Linked DNA regions of Homo sapiens: region 2 is linked to region 1. Evidence: chromatin contacts called from ENCODE Hi-C or POLR2A ChIA-PET data. All regions are on one chromosome and are shown on one strand. The core of a region is the stretch at or near the end of the contact, and the rest is flanking DNA. Distances in the headings are between cores, read along the strand shown.

Region 1 (7,326 bases), core at 4,151-6,650:
CCCCTGATGGTTTAATTCCAACTGCAGGAGCCTCAATTTCATTATCTATGAAATGGATGCCCATTTGCAATTTCCTCAATCCTATTATTGATTTTTTGGCATTTCTGCTATTGAGAATGTGTCTTAATTAATAAATTAATCCATTTGAAGGGTCTTTTAACAGACAAATTTTAAAATTGAAAGCATTTCTTTTACATGGTGTTGATTTAAAATGTAACAAAGAAGACAGGACCTGGCTCATGAGGTTGCTGTGAGGATTCAATTTGTTAAAGTGTGGGGTTGTCTGTAAAGCATTTCGGAGTGTCTGGACCCTAGGGCCGATGAGGGCAAGTGAGAAGGGCTGCAGCCTGAGTGAGGATGTTCCACTTCCTACTCCTGTGTGTTGCTAAGATCTCCACCATCACCTCACCGAACCTGAGCAGAAAAAGCCCAGGAAAAGCATCCCCATCCTACTCTGGGGGATTATTTCTTATTTATAGTTTGTTCAGAGATATGCATTTCTCTTGAGCTGTTTCCTACCCTGCCCCCCTTTTCTTGTTACTCACTATGAAACCTACTTCAGGACAAGGTCAGATTCTGACCCACACAATCAGCATCTCTGCAGGGGGATCTTGAGTTCACATTTATTTCCTGTTTACATGTGAGTGTTTTATTGTACAAGACACTCCAGGGGGCTGGGCAAGGTGGCTCATGCCCTGTAATCCCAGCACTTTGGGAGGCTGAGGTGGGTGGATCACTTGAGGTCTGGAGTTTGAGACCAGCCTGGGCAACATGGCAAAACCCCTTCTCTACAAAAAGGACAAAAATTATCTGGACATGGTGGCAGGTGCCTGTAATCCCAGCTACTCAGGAGGCTGAGGCAGGAGAATTACTTGAACACGGGAGGTGGAGGTTGCGGGGAGCCAAGATCACTGCACTCCAGCCTGGGCGACAGAGCAAGACTCCATCTTAAAAAAAAAAAAAAAAAAAGACAACAGCAAAACTCCAGGGACCACCGTCAGGTCAATGGTCCATAAATGCCATCCATGATCTCTCTGACCAAGGACTCTAGCCATGGTGGCCTCTTGGCTATTCCTTCAACCCACCAGGCTTACTCTTGCTTCAGGTTCAGATATTTCCACTGCCTGAAATGCTCCCTGCTACCTTCCACCCCTACCCTCATATATTCTCATCTCACTTTCTAAAAGGACTGTACTCAAATGTTGCCTTTGCAGTAACAGCTTCCCTAACCACCCCCATAAAGCTGTAATCCACCCTTAACCAGCACCCCCATTTTCTCCCCTACTTTATTTTCTCTCCGTAGCACTTTGACCATCTAACCCCATTTTATTTTATGTTTACTTGGTTTATTGCCAGTCTCTGTATTAGAATGTAAGTTCCACGAAGGCAGGAATCCTTCTCTGTCTTGTTCACTGCTTTATCTCCAGGGCCCAGAACAGAGCCTGGCATATAAAGGTCCTCAGTAAGTGCTGTTAAATAAAATGTGTAGGAGGCCATTGGTTTAGACTGAACTCCTGCGTTAGGCCCAACTGAATAAACCAAAATGGGATCAGTCATGCTGAAGTTCCGTGTCACCCAGCCAAAACTAAGTTGTTTATCTGACCTTCCCAGAAATCAGGAGAGACAATAGCCAAATTTCTAAACAAGCTAGTTTTAGCTGGTATGATAAGGAAGTCCTCTCTTCTTTAACCTTCACAAGGAAAGTAACTTTGAAGCAACCCATCCGCTTTTTGCTTTCTGTTTCTGCTTTCCTCAGCCCTTTTAGGTCTATAAAACCAACATTCTCTGCTCCGATTCTAGGAACACTCATTCTGGTTTACGGAATATGAGGTATTGCCTGATTCTAGAATTGCAAATAAAAGCCAATTAAGATCTTTAAATTTGTCAAAATTTTGTCCTTTGACAGCATTTATTTCAATAACTCGTCTTTTACGTATTCAGCATTTCCCTTCTTCAAGTTGGGATTTGGGGCCAAAAGGGATGACTACTTTTTATAATTTTTCATCTAGGTTGTTTCAGTGTATCAATAGTTTGTTTCTTTTTATTGCTGAGTGGTATATCATGGTATGGATGCATCACAGTTTGGTCAACCAGCAAGTACAAAGGCCTGGAGTGGGGAATGAGCTTGCCACCCCTTCAAGTGACAGGAGACCAGGTGGCTAAAGAGAAAGAGGTTATTTATCACACTAGGCTCTGAGCAGCAGAACCTCAAGAAGCTAAGGAGCCATAGAGGGCAGGTGAAGGATGTTCCTTGAGGTTTTTTTCATAACTCAGTTCTCAAGCTCAGTCTCATCTGACCTCCACAGGAACTTTGCCTTGGGAGGAACCCCGCCCCCCACCCCATACCTTCCACAGCTCCTGACACTCTCAAAGGAGTGGATCAGATCCTGGCCAACAGCCAGCAGCATCCAGTCCTGGCAGTGCCAACTGTGGGTCAGCTGACTTCATTTCTTCTCCTCTCACTGGTCTGCAGGCTTGGTCTGCGTCAGAGGGAAGATGGTGGGCAGGGTGCGGAGATACAGCCCTGAAGACTCTGCTCTCCCTGACTGGCCACGGGAGCTGACACAGTATTACCAAGGTCCCTCAGGCTCCATCTGTCAGTTCCAGAAATTCAGTCACCTTGGAGAAAGCCTTCTGGCAGCAGAACTGGTGAATCATAAAGTCAAAAAAAAATCCAAGCTAGAAGGGAACTCAGAGATCACTGAGTCCAGCCAGAGAGATGGCTATTCCCTGCAACAGCTCTCTCAAGTGTTTTACGAGCTATCTGCCTATGAGTCTCAATGTGGCTGCACCACAGACTCAGCTGGGGAGTTTCCAAAAATTCCCAATGTCCAGGCTGTACTCCAGACTAATTGCATTAGAGTCACTTGGTGGGTGGGAGACAGGATTAGAAGTCTTACCACTCCACCCAGGTGCAACCACGGTTAGAACCAGAGTTGTGGTCCCTGGCAGCCTGGATGTCAGAGGGCTGTAGTCATTATGACCATGACCTCTGAGGTCTGAAGGACTTGGATTTGAGCTCCTGCTGTGCAACTTCTCCAACTGGGTAACCTCAGTCAACTTTCTGAACCTCTTCTAGCCTCTATTTCTTCATCTGTGGAAAGTGGATCATCGTAATACACCTACCTTACATGTTGTTCTCAAGGCCAAACGTATTAATCCATGAAAAGCACACAGTGTTTCATTCCTAGTAAGAACTCAGTAAATGTTAGTTTTTATTGTTATTACTTTCCCAAGGTCTAGCATTCTATTAGAAAGCTCTTCTGGGCCGAGCGACGTGGATCATACCTGTAATCCCAGCACTGTGGGAGGCCCAGGTGGGTGGATTACCTGAGGTCAGGAGTTCGAGACCAGCCTGGCCAACATGGTGAAACCCCATCTCTACTAAAAATACAAAAATTCACCAGGTGTAGTGGCGGGTGCCTGTAATTCCAGCTACTCAGGAGGCTAAGGCAGAAGAATCGCTTGAACCCTGGAGGCAGAGGTTGCAGTGAGCCAAGATGGCACCACTGCACTCCAGCCTGGGCGACAGAACAAGACTCTATCTCAAAACAAACAAACCAACCAACAAACAAAATGAAAGCTCTTCTATAGGGTAAGTTGAAATGTTTCTCCTATAGCTGCAAGAGTGGTCTTCTCAAAACCCAAGTCTGCTTATGTCACTTGCCCCCTTAAAATCATTCTGTGGTTTCCTGTTATTCTCATGGTCAAGATAGCCATCTTTAGTTTGACCTATCAGCCTTCAAGGTCTGGGCTCTGCCCCCTCATCTTCTCCCCTTGCACACTTTGCCCCCATGACCTGGGGAGGGGCTTCTTTGATTCCTCTCCTGTGTCATGCCCTGCCCCACCACGGGGCCTTTGCCTGCCATGCCCCTCCCTGGAAAGCCCTCTCCATCCAGCTTCCCTTGCCAACTCCCACTTGCCCTTCAGCTCTGCTGTTACTCCACCAGTGCTACTCCCTGACAGTCTCACCAGGACTCCCAGTCTTCTCTCCTCAAGGTTGAACAGCCAACACTCCTACGGCAGGTGGCACTTCTAGACCCTCCACACCCTCCTCGGTTTCAGGTTGTAGGATGCCTAGAACCAGACTCAACATCAGGGAATGAGGAGCTTTTCAAAAGTGATTTGCCCATCTAGTTCTGCCAAGTGACAGGAAACTGAGGAGGTTGAGGATTAATGCCCCGTTAGCCTTTCACCTCTGAGGCCCTTGATCTCCATGTCTTGAAGCTCACACATTAAGTGTGTTTTATGGGATAAGAGAGCCCCAAATAGAATATGGACATTTCACACGAGGAAGCCATTTCGGACCGCTGTCAGCATCAGCTTGAAACCCACTTGGGGTGGAGATAAATGACTGTCGGAAGTTTGCAACGGCATCAGCAAAAATAAACACCTGTGATGAGGTTGAACTCTTCATTATTGTTTTTAAGTCAGGGCCAATCTGAGGCAAAAGTATAAAGTAGATGGAGAATGTTTAAAAAATAAAAAATAAAAAAACAAACCCCACCATTTTCCAGAGCCATCTTTGGGCTCTTTCTGAGAAATTCTTTTTTTTTTTTTTGAAACGGAGTCTCACTCTGTTGCCTAGGCTGGAGTGCAGTGGCACAATCTTGGTTCACCATAACCTCCGCCTCCTGGGTTCAAACAATTTTAGTGCCTCAGCCTCCCGAGTAGCTGGGATTACAGGCACCCGTCACCATGCCCGGCTAATTTTTTTTTTTTTTTTTTGTATTTTTAGTAGAGACAGGGTTTCATCATGTTGGCCAGGCTGGTCTCGAACTCCTGACCTCAAATGATCCACTCACCTCGGCCTCCCAAAGTGCTGGGATTACAGGCGTGAGACACCGTGCCCGGCCTCTTTCGGAGAAATTCTTTTTGGGTCTCCGTCTCTGGAGCAGGGAGAGAAAAGTGTTGGGAAGCCACAGAGGTCTTCGGGAGCACCCTCAGATGCTGTGGTTGAGGAGCTGGGCCTGCGAGGTGACCTTCAAACCCACACTGTGCTCCATTCTCAGTGCCACCCCGGCCTGAGGACAGCTGTGGAAATGACACCGGGACAAGGGAGGCACACAAAATGTCCTCCCTTGAAGGGCAGAACTCGAGTCTTTCCTGTGTTAGTTTTCCCCTCAGCCCGGCCCAGAGCTTGGCAAAGCCGGCTGTGGGTTAGAATCGGCTGAGGAGCTTTTATGAAAGCGCATGGAAGCTGTCCCCGCAGGAGGTTCGGCTGCTGAATGAGGTTGTGGTGCCAGATAGATCTGACTCCTCACCTGGTTTGGGGACCCCGGGTGCATTCTTCAGCCTTGCCTCAGTGAGTGCTCAGGACACGTCTGCTGAATTGAAAGAGACCTTCAATGGACTGAACAACAACCTGCTTTCTGGCAGGCAATCTAGAAAATAGCCTGAGACCAGGGTGTATCTCCCAGCCTCCATGCCGCAGGCCGGGAGGTTTGTGTAGTCGACGTTCTCCCCCTAGTGGCCTGAGTGAAGATGACAGGCAGGAGGGAAAAAAAGCCTTTTCACCTGCGAGGCCTGGCTGCCAAGGGCTCCCGAGCTGCGGATGGACACCAGGATCCAGCTGCTCTTCCATGACTCGCCCTCCCTTACCTCGCCCTGATCCCGGCCCTGTCAGATCTCATCTTTACTTAACATTCTGATATTTTGTTTATCATAGAGTTTTTGGGTTATTTTTGATTTATTAAAATATTGTATTAAAATATTTCTGGCCGGGGGTGGTGGCTCACTCCTATAATCCCAAAACTTTGGAAGGCTGAGGCGGGTGGATCATTTGAGGTCAGGAGTTCGAGACCAGCCTGGCCAACATGGTGAAACCCCCGTCTCTACTAAAAATAAAAAAATAAAAAAATAAACTAGCCAGCCGTGTTGGTAGGGCGCCTGTAATCTCAGCTACTCGGGAGGCTGAGGCACAAGAATCGTTTGAACCAGGGAGGCACGGGTTGCAGTAAATTGAGATTGCGCCACTGCACTCTAGCCTGGGCGACAGAGCAAGATTCCATCTTAAAAAAAATTATTTCTGCCAGGTGCGCTAGCTCATACCTGTAATCCCAGCACTTTGCGGAGGCTGAGGTGGGAGGATCATTTGAGGCCAGGAGTTTGAGACCAGCCTGGGCAACATAGCAAGACCTCCGTCTCTACAAATAATTTAAAAATTAGCCGTGTGTGGTGGCACAGGTCTATAGTTCCAGCTTCTCAGGAGGCTGAGGTGGGAGGATCACTTGAGCCCAGGAGGTCGAGGCTGCAGTGAGCTGTGATCGTGCCACTGCACTCCAGCCTCGGTGACAGAACAAGACTCTGTCTCAAAAATATATATATTTCTATTGATTACTGTGGTTTTTGTCACCCTCTTACATTTTGTGCATGACGTGAGTGCCTCAATTTCGCTCCCCCACCCTCATCATAGTCCTGATGCAGAAGTCAGCCCACGAAGCCCCCCTAGACATAGGGAGTAAGACCCTCATCATTTGTCAGCTGAACCCTGAGGCTCCACCCAGGGTTGCGCTGGCCTGTGAGGGCCTTGTGTGTCTAGTGCTCTTTGCACTGTAATTAAGGGCACTGTAGATTCTCCAGGCTTTCTCCAGAAGGGGAATGGCCGCCTTTCAAAGTGTGTTCTGAATGAGAAAATACCCCTGGATCAAGGGCGATTTGAGTGCACAAAGATGCACTGGGTTCTGTGGTGCTTACAAATGTGGAGACCTACAGGTAGGCCCTGGTTGCTGAAGCCCACAGTAATCAGCCGAAGCTAGGAAGAAGGGCTGGGGCCCAGTGCATCTGGGAAGGCCACCGCCTTGGATCCCCTTCCTCATCTGGGCCACCATCCCGCATGATCAGCCTGAGACCTCCAAGTGGCTCACCAAGGAGGCAGCCATCCTCAGAAGAGTCAGGGGATAAAAGGAGTGCTCATCTTTGACATCACTCTCTACCAGAGACCCGCCTCAACTGCATCATCTGCTTCTGCCCCACCTGCCACAAACCCACCATCTGGAGCAACGCTAGACCACATCCAAGGAAGACAAGACCCCAGCCCTGGGCCCTGGAAGGTCTCTGCTATCATCTGCCCCACGCTCTACAAAAGAGTGACGAGTCTTCCCCCATCATTCCCACACTCTCCCTGAGGAGTCCCTGGTAGATGCCAAGGGGACATCGGTTCAATATGGGCCAAAAAGTGGCAACCACAGAGCTCTGGGGTCCAGCCCATCTTGCTGAGTTTGGATTTATTACCTGGGCTACAAAGGGTTAAGTCAAATGCCTTCAAATGCCTATATCCCTGAGGGAAGGAAGAGGAAGAAGCGAAAGGCTCTCCTAAAATTTATT
Region 2 (7,323 bases), core at 984-3,483, 58 kb before region 1:
ACCAACTCTACAGAGTAGCAAGTCCATGGGAACTTCAAAGAAGACAGATTGAGCCAAGTTGTACAATTTACCTGTTGAAGATGCAGGAAAGGTAAGGATCTCTCACTAGGAGAAACAGCACCTGCAAAGCCACACAAGTGTCCCATCTGGGGAACAGCCAGCCAGGCAGGGTGTGCCTAGACACAGGCTGGAAACGTGGGCAGGGGCCCAGCTTGCATGCCCTGTTGAGAAAACTGCCTTGCCCTACTCTGAGGGCAATAGAAACTGAAGGGATTAGAGCAGATCATTGGCCTGGTCTGAGCAGCCTTGCATAGAGATCTTTTGGCCAGCTTCTTCCTAGGGTAAGGCCAGACAGCTGGTAGCAGCAGCCAGTGCGGGGCGGCAGCTCCTCTCAACAGTGCTCCTACCTTCCAGCAGCCCCTACAAGCTTGCAGACTACGTGGGTATTTCCTCTAAGCACAGGGCTCTAAGTTTAGGGTCATGACAAGCAGCAGCCACAGTCATAGATCCTTGGTGTCTGGTGGGCTGCAGCTGCCGGAAATTAGACTTAGCCAAGTGACCTTTGGCCGGGCCACGCTGCCTTCATCAGTGCAGTCCAAAGCCCCCAAACACAAGTCAGATAGGCAACGTCTTGACCTCCCTCCCCACTCAACTGGCCAAGCTCAAAGCCTTCTAGATTTTCCCTTGAGCCAAGTGAGAGAAGAGAACTCAAGGCAACACAAAGAACGTCTTTCCTGTACGTGTTCCTGGGAGAAGCGTCCTTTGCCTTGAGCAGATTCTCAAAGAAAGACATTGGTGCATAAAAGAAAAAGTTATGGACCAGGTGCAGTGGCTCATGTAATCCAAGCACTGTGGGAGGCCAAGGTGGGCGGATCGCTTGAGGCCAGGAGTTCAAGACCAGCCTGGTCGTCATGGCAAAACCCCGTCTCTACTAAAAATACAAAAATTAGCTAGGCATGGTGGTGCACACCTGTGGTCCCAGTTACACGGGAGGCTGAGGCACGAGAATCACTTGAACCCGGGAAGCAGAGGTTGCAGTGAGCCAATATTGTACCACTGCACTCCAGCCTGGGTGACAGAGTGAGACTCTGTCTCAAAAAAAAAGCAAAGAAAAGAAAAAAGGAAAAGTTATGGACCACTGGAATGCATAGCAATATATGGCAAGTAGGGGTTAGTAGGTACAGCGTGCTGGAAGGGGCTGGTCTCAAGAGGGCAGGATTTTGAAGCTAGAACACTGGCTCCCTGGGATGCTCTTTCTCCCTGTTTCTGTTTGTCCCTCAAATACTGACTTAAATGTCACTTCCTAAGACTTCTCTGACCTCTCCATCATTCCAAATCAGGTTCCCCTTATTCTCTTGGTAGTCTTCTCTTTGTGGCCGAAAATTTACTTATTTATGTAGCTGGCACAGATGCAGACATTCAATAAATATGTATCGAATAAGAAAGAATAAATACAGAGTCACTCCCTGTACCAACCACCTCACCTCCCGCCCCCACATACCGGGGATTAGCTTGATACCTACAGAGTGTGAGGTCAGGCAGTTCTGGGTCGGAATCTTAGTTCCACTATTTACCAACCTTGGGCATGTGAACTGACCCTCAGTGTCCCTATCTGAGAAATGGGGGTCACGCTGCCGTAAATGTAGAGTATTTGGTGTTAACAGCAGCTCAGCAAGCCTAGTGGCCCTTCCTCTTCCCTCAAGCTGGGGAATCAAGTCTCAGAGAAGTTGAATTGATCTATCTCTGTCAAAGGCTCTTTGGGCTTTCAAAGAAACCTGCTTTGAGAAATGTGCAATGAGGCTTTCTACCTTTGAGCTGAGGTGCCTCTGTCAGTGTGTCCTCTGCAGAGCCCTCAAACCAAGTAGAATTAGCAGCTCTGAGCCTCAGCTTGTTCCCCTCACTGGGAAAAGGGAGATTCTTTGTCATGGAAATAACAATGTAGGACTGCAGCATGCCTATCCTGTTTAGTTTGAGAATCTAGCTGATCACTTCGCTAACCCAATTAGGGGGTGCAGGGAAGGCATTCATTACAAGGGCTTTGCTCTAAGGGACTGCATTCCTCCCCAGGCACTCTTGACCTAAGTCCACTTGAAGGCCGCAGCAGCGCAGTGCAGGAAGCCAGCCCCTCTGCTGAGTGGCCTGGATTCCAGAAACAAAAGAGCAGCCTGCCCTAGGGCGGCTTCTAAAGCTCTCCCCAGATTAGGCAGGAGCTTGGCAGGCATTCAGCAATCAGGCAGGCGCTGGGCGGGCAGGAACCTGGCCAGGCAGGGTGACCTTCCCCTCAGCATGCCTGGCAGGGCCACAGGCGGTGAGAGTGTGGGCAGCAGAAAGGCTAGGGGGAGGCTGTAGAAGAAGGGGGCTGAGGTGGGAGGGGAGGGAAGGGCAGAGGCTTCCTGATCACTCTCCCTCCCCAGCTGTTGGCCCTTGATCACCTGACTCAGGGAAGCCCATCTGCCGCAGGAGTATCTAGAGATGAACAGGTGGAGGCATGGACAGATGGCCATGGTGGAGTTCCGGGAAAAAGAAATCCACCTTACAAAAACCCCTGCTTTTGTCATCACAGTCCTTTATTATTATTATTATTTTTTAACATAATAGCTACGGGCTAGAAAAAACTTAGAAAAGATACATCAAAATATTAACAGTGGCTACGGAGGAGAGGTCGGGATGGGCACTGAGATCTTGCATTTTCACGATCATGCTTTTCAACAGCCTGAATTTTTCAAAAATGCTCAATGCATAACCACTTTATTACTTCAGTTACTATGTTTTCAGTTTGGAAACAAACAAAAAGACTAGATACCCACTGTGTTACAAGGCCCAGCTCAAAATTTATCCCTGAGGATTTCCTAGCAACCCCACATCATCCCTTTAACAAAATCTGCCCTGTCATAATAACACCCCATGCCCAGTAAGTATCCCACTTCATCTTCCTACAATGCAAAGCCCCTTCCAGAAGGAATTTTCCATTTTTTTCTTTTCCTTTCTTTTTCTTTTTACTAATTATAAATTATATGTTCACTGATGAATCTTAAAAAGAATAACCAGCCAGGTGTGGTGGCTCACGCCTGTAATCCCAGCACTTTGGGAGGCTGAGGCGGGCGGATCACGAGGTCAGGAGATCGAGACCATCCTGGCGAACATGGTGAAATCCTGTCTCTACTAAAAATACAAAAAAATTAGAGGCTGAGGCAGGAGAATGGCATGAACCCGGGGGGGCGGAGCTTGCAGTGAATGGACATCGTGCCACTGCACTCCAGCCTGGGCGACAGAGCGAGACTCTGTCTAAAAAAAAAAAAAAAAAAAAAAAGAATAACATCACTCATATTCCCTCACTTAGAAGGATTCAGACAGAAGTACTACTAGGTTCTACCTGGATTCTTCAGATATTTCTTTGTGCAAACTCTCATAAAATGCCATAGCGATCTACAACTGCTTCCCACTTGCCCCTCAGAGAGCATGGGAAACAATGTCTGCAATGGCTGCCTAGTTTTCCACCGTAAGGTTGTGCCATGACGTCATCAAACCCAGATTTTGGGCATGTGGGCTGTTTCTCTTCCTTCAGGTCCCTGTTCAGACCATTCCTCAGAGGCCATCCCTGACCTCCCTCCTACCCAGCAGCCTCCTGTGGGCTTCCCACCGCCAGCAGCCACTGCACATTGAAGCATGTTTAGGAACTGTCCCCTGCCCCCCACAGAAGGGGGTTTCCATGAGGGACGGAGCTGCTTTTCTCTCCTGCCCTTGGCCATACCCTTGGTCCCTGGCACAGAGTAAGTACTAATGAGTAGCTGCTGGCTCAGTGAATGGACGTCTGAATACATGGAGAGTGTTTTGAGGAATCTTCCCTCTGCCTGTGGCCCTCTATGCCCTCCCTTCCTCTCGGGACTCCCTTATCTACCCTGGCTTCCTTCCTTAGGGTAACCCATGGCAGAGGTCACTGCTCCCCAAGTGGGAAACCCCACTGTGACGTGTGAGCCAGCATTTCTGAGACCAGAGGAGCCATTCTGGGGGAAGGAGAGGTGGCTGCCCCTTTAGAAACCACTCTCCTTGCTGCCCAAGAGTTTTGCCTGGGGGTTCTCAAGCAGAAAGAGGATTACCTGAGAGGGAAAGTGCCCCGGAAAAGGCCAAGGACTCATGAATCACAGCCCACCTAAAGCCCCAACCTAAGCTACACGGAGAGACAGAGAGGCAGCAGGGCTGCCTGGACAGGTCTCTGAAGATTCCAGGCATGTGTCTGGTCCTTGGCTGCTTTTCCCAACCCCCGTCCCCAGGTGCTGACCTTGGCAGAGTGACAAACACTTCCCATACCTGTGCTGGGCTCAGACGTGCCCGGGAGTGCAGGTGAGGCCAGGTGAAATGCAGTCACTCAAGACCCTGGGCCCACGGCCAGATGTGCAGGGCAGAGACTGCCCCCAAGAGAACCATACCTATCACTGCTGCATAGCCGGGGAGGGGGAGGAAAAAATTCAGCATGTGCTCTTCACACACAGGCTTTGAAAGCATTTTGAGGCTAACCTCGGAGGGGTTAGAAGGTGACTTGTACTATGAAAGTTCCGCCAGGCACCCTTGGTTTCTTCTATTAGGGGAGGAAGTGAAGTCCTCGGTTTAACTTTTAGTGTCCTGCACTGCATTATTTTCTTCTAATTGCCTTGAGGTTTTACTTCTCATTATTAATCCACTTTTCCTTCAGATCTCAGCTTAAAAGTCACTTCTTTTTTTTCTATTTATTTAATTTTTTTTTTTGAGACAGTGTTGCTCTGTTGCCCAGGGTGGAGTACAGTGGCACGATCTCAGCTTACTGCAACCTCCGCCTTCTAGGTTCAAGAGATTCTCCTGCCTCAGCCTCCCGAGTAGCTGGAATTACAGGCACCCACCACCACACCCGTCTAATTTTTGTAATTTTTAGTAGAGACGGGGTTTTCACCATGTTGGCCAGGCTGGTCTCGAACTCCTGACTTCAAGTGATCTGCCTGCCTCGGCCTCCCAAAGTGCTGGGATTACAGACATGAGCTACCATGCCTGGCCTAAAAGTCACTGCTGAAAAAGGTGTTTCAGGCTCATGCTTCTGTGAGATCCCCCCCAAGCACCTAGGACTTTTTATCTACTCATTCATTTGCTCTTACTGTCCTCCTGCCTGCTAGACTGTAACCACCATGAGGGCACAGACTGGGCTTGTCTTGTTCAGCTCTGTGACCCCAATACCTGATGCAAAAGGAACACCTGATAATTACAAAAACCTCCATATTTCAGGAATGGCAAATACTTAAACAGGTGAGAAAAAACATTATTTGTTCCTGATCTTAGGTTGTATAAACCTATTTATCATAATAAGCAATTCCCAGTACTCATGAAGACCAGCGAGGAGGCATAAGAAACAGGGCAGGGGCTGGGTGCAGTGACTCACACCAGTAATTGCAACACTTTGGGAGGCTGAGACAGGAGGATCGCTTGATGAGACCAGCCTGGGCAACATAGAAACACCCCGTCTTTACTTAAAAAAAAAAAAAAAAAAAAAAAAAGAAAGAAAGAGAGAGAGAAAGAAAGAAAGAAAAGAAAGTAAGTGAGGGAGTTGGATTCCAGCAGAAAGAGAAAGCTCTGTCCTTGCCCTGGGGTGACATGTGCCTCAGTCTACCCAAGAGCAACAGTGGGTTTCCACGGAAGAAGCGGGTCAGTGTTTATGGAGAAGTGGAAGCTTCAAAAATTATAAACTGTGCACCTAGCAGTCATTTTTCAAAGGCAATGTTTCCTAATGTGTGTTCTGTGGCACACTAGTCCCAAGATATGCTCCCTGAAAAAAAGGGTTCTGTGGGCCACAGTTTGGCGAAACATCGCATACTACATTGCTCCTTAAAGGAAGCCTATATTAGCCCAGTAGAGGCCCTGAAACATTTGTTCGTCAAAAAAATAATATAACTTTGGAAAACTCTAGGCTGAATTTATCCACAGGACACTCCTCCTGCCCTCCTCCCTCTTTGGGGGCAGAGTAACATCCCAGAAAGCTGACTCTGGGAAAAGGTGCCTGAGGGTGCCAGCTACGGGGCACCTGGTATGCCAGCGAAAATGAAACTGCAGTGCATCCACAAGGCGAGACTTGCAAAAATCCCTGGCGTGATGCCTAATAATTCAATGATTCTAAACCTAGAGATTTACTGAAAAGCTTGCCGAGATTAAGAACCACAGCTTTCACCTGCAGAAACGCCCTAGTAAGAACGTCCACATGGCCATGGCATCAGGAGCCTAGGAGAGGCTTACAAAAAGCGCATGGCAGCTCACAGAAGCCCCAGGCAGCCAAGTGCTGGGTGTCCTGCCTTGGGAGGTCCAGGTGCCCATCTCTTATATATTATGTATATAATATGGTGATTTCCCAGGGGTGGGGAACCACCAGGTTGTTTAAGGAGGGGTGAACTGGCCCGACTTGGAAATGGAACAGGTCAAAACCCCCATGCTGATCACTATTGGGATCATACCTCTGAATACGCGCTGCATTCAAGCCTGGGCATCACAGTAAGACCCCGTCTCTTTAAAAAACAAAACAAAACAAAAACACTAAACTGCTTCCTCCGTGGAAACCCTCTGTTGCTACTTGGTAGACCGAGGCACACACCATCCTAGGGCAAGGAAGGACACAGCCTTCTCTTTCCTCCGAAATTTAGCTCCTCCAGCTTCTCATACCTTCCCGCAAGTCTTCATGAGTATTTGGAATTGCTCATTATGATGAATAGTTTTATAGAGCCTTATGAGATATATAGATATCTCTATACATACAGATAGATATACATTAAAAATATTTAACTTGAGGCCAAGCATGGTGGCTCATGCCTATAATTCCAGCACTTTGGGAGATTGAGGTGGGAGGATCACTTGAGGCCAGGAGTTTGAGACCAGCCTGGGCAATTTAGGGAGACCTCATCTCTACAAAAGATAAAAAATTAGCCGGGCATGGTGGTGAGCACCTGTAGGCCTAACTACTTGGGAGGATGAGGTGAAAGGATCATTTAAGCCCAGAAGTTTGAGGCTGCAGTGACCTACGATTATGCCACTGCACTCTAGCCTGGGTGACAGTGAGACCCTGTCTCTAACGTGTATGTATATGTGTGTGTGTATATATATGTAACATGTGTGTGTATATATATATAGTAGTTTTATATATATATATATAACTTGAAAGTCTGTATGTATATATACAATTTAATATTTTTTTCTATAATTTGGCAGACACTGCATTCCATGCATCTTGTACTCTAATTCTCCAACAGACCCACAAAGATTGGAAGCTTCAAAAATTATAAACTATGCACCTAGCAGTCATTTCAAAGGCAATGT

The links. Hi-C counts contacts between places; a loop is a spot of excess contacts on that map. ChIA-PET counts read pairs that join two places held with the same protein, here RNA polymerase II (POLR2A). Pooled maps may share reads with other maps.
Region 2: a loop to region 1 is called in a map of HepG2, with 27 times the contacts of the local background. The contact joins two enhancer-like sites. A Hi-C loop is called at or near these places in 7 of 168 maps with a recorded cell type or tissue (Caco-2, HL-60/S4, HepG2 and 4 more) and 2 of 50 pooled maps. POLR2A ChIA-PET finds 5 or more read pairs at or near these places in 9 of 52 experiments (CD8-positive, alpha-beta memory T cell, H1, OCI-LY7 and 4 more).

What each region holds. Positions count from the first base shown.
Region 1 is chr5:160,340,056-160,347,381 of GRCh38, forward strand. No RefSeq gene overlaps it. Among named protein-coding and RNA genes, the nearest start is that of C1QTNF2, 27 kb to the right of the region's middle. Within about 2 kb of position 5,401, at least 5 of the 41 ENCODE cell types and tissues checked have a DNase peak (open chromatin) inside an H3K27ac peak, as active enhancers do.
Region 2 is chr5:160,285,543-160,292,865 of GRCh38, forward strand. All of the region lies in intron 2 of CCNJL (cyclin J like), which reads right to left. Among named protein-coding and RNA genes, the nearest start is that of CCNJL, 23 kb to the right of the region's middle. RefSeq lists enhancers at 1-613, 614-1,347, 2,862-3,839. Within about 2 kb of position 2,234, at least 20 of the 41 ENCODE cell types and tissues checked have a DNase peak (open chromatin) inside an H3K27ac peak, as active enhancers do.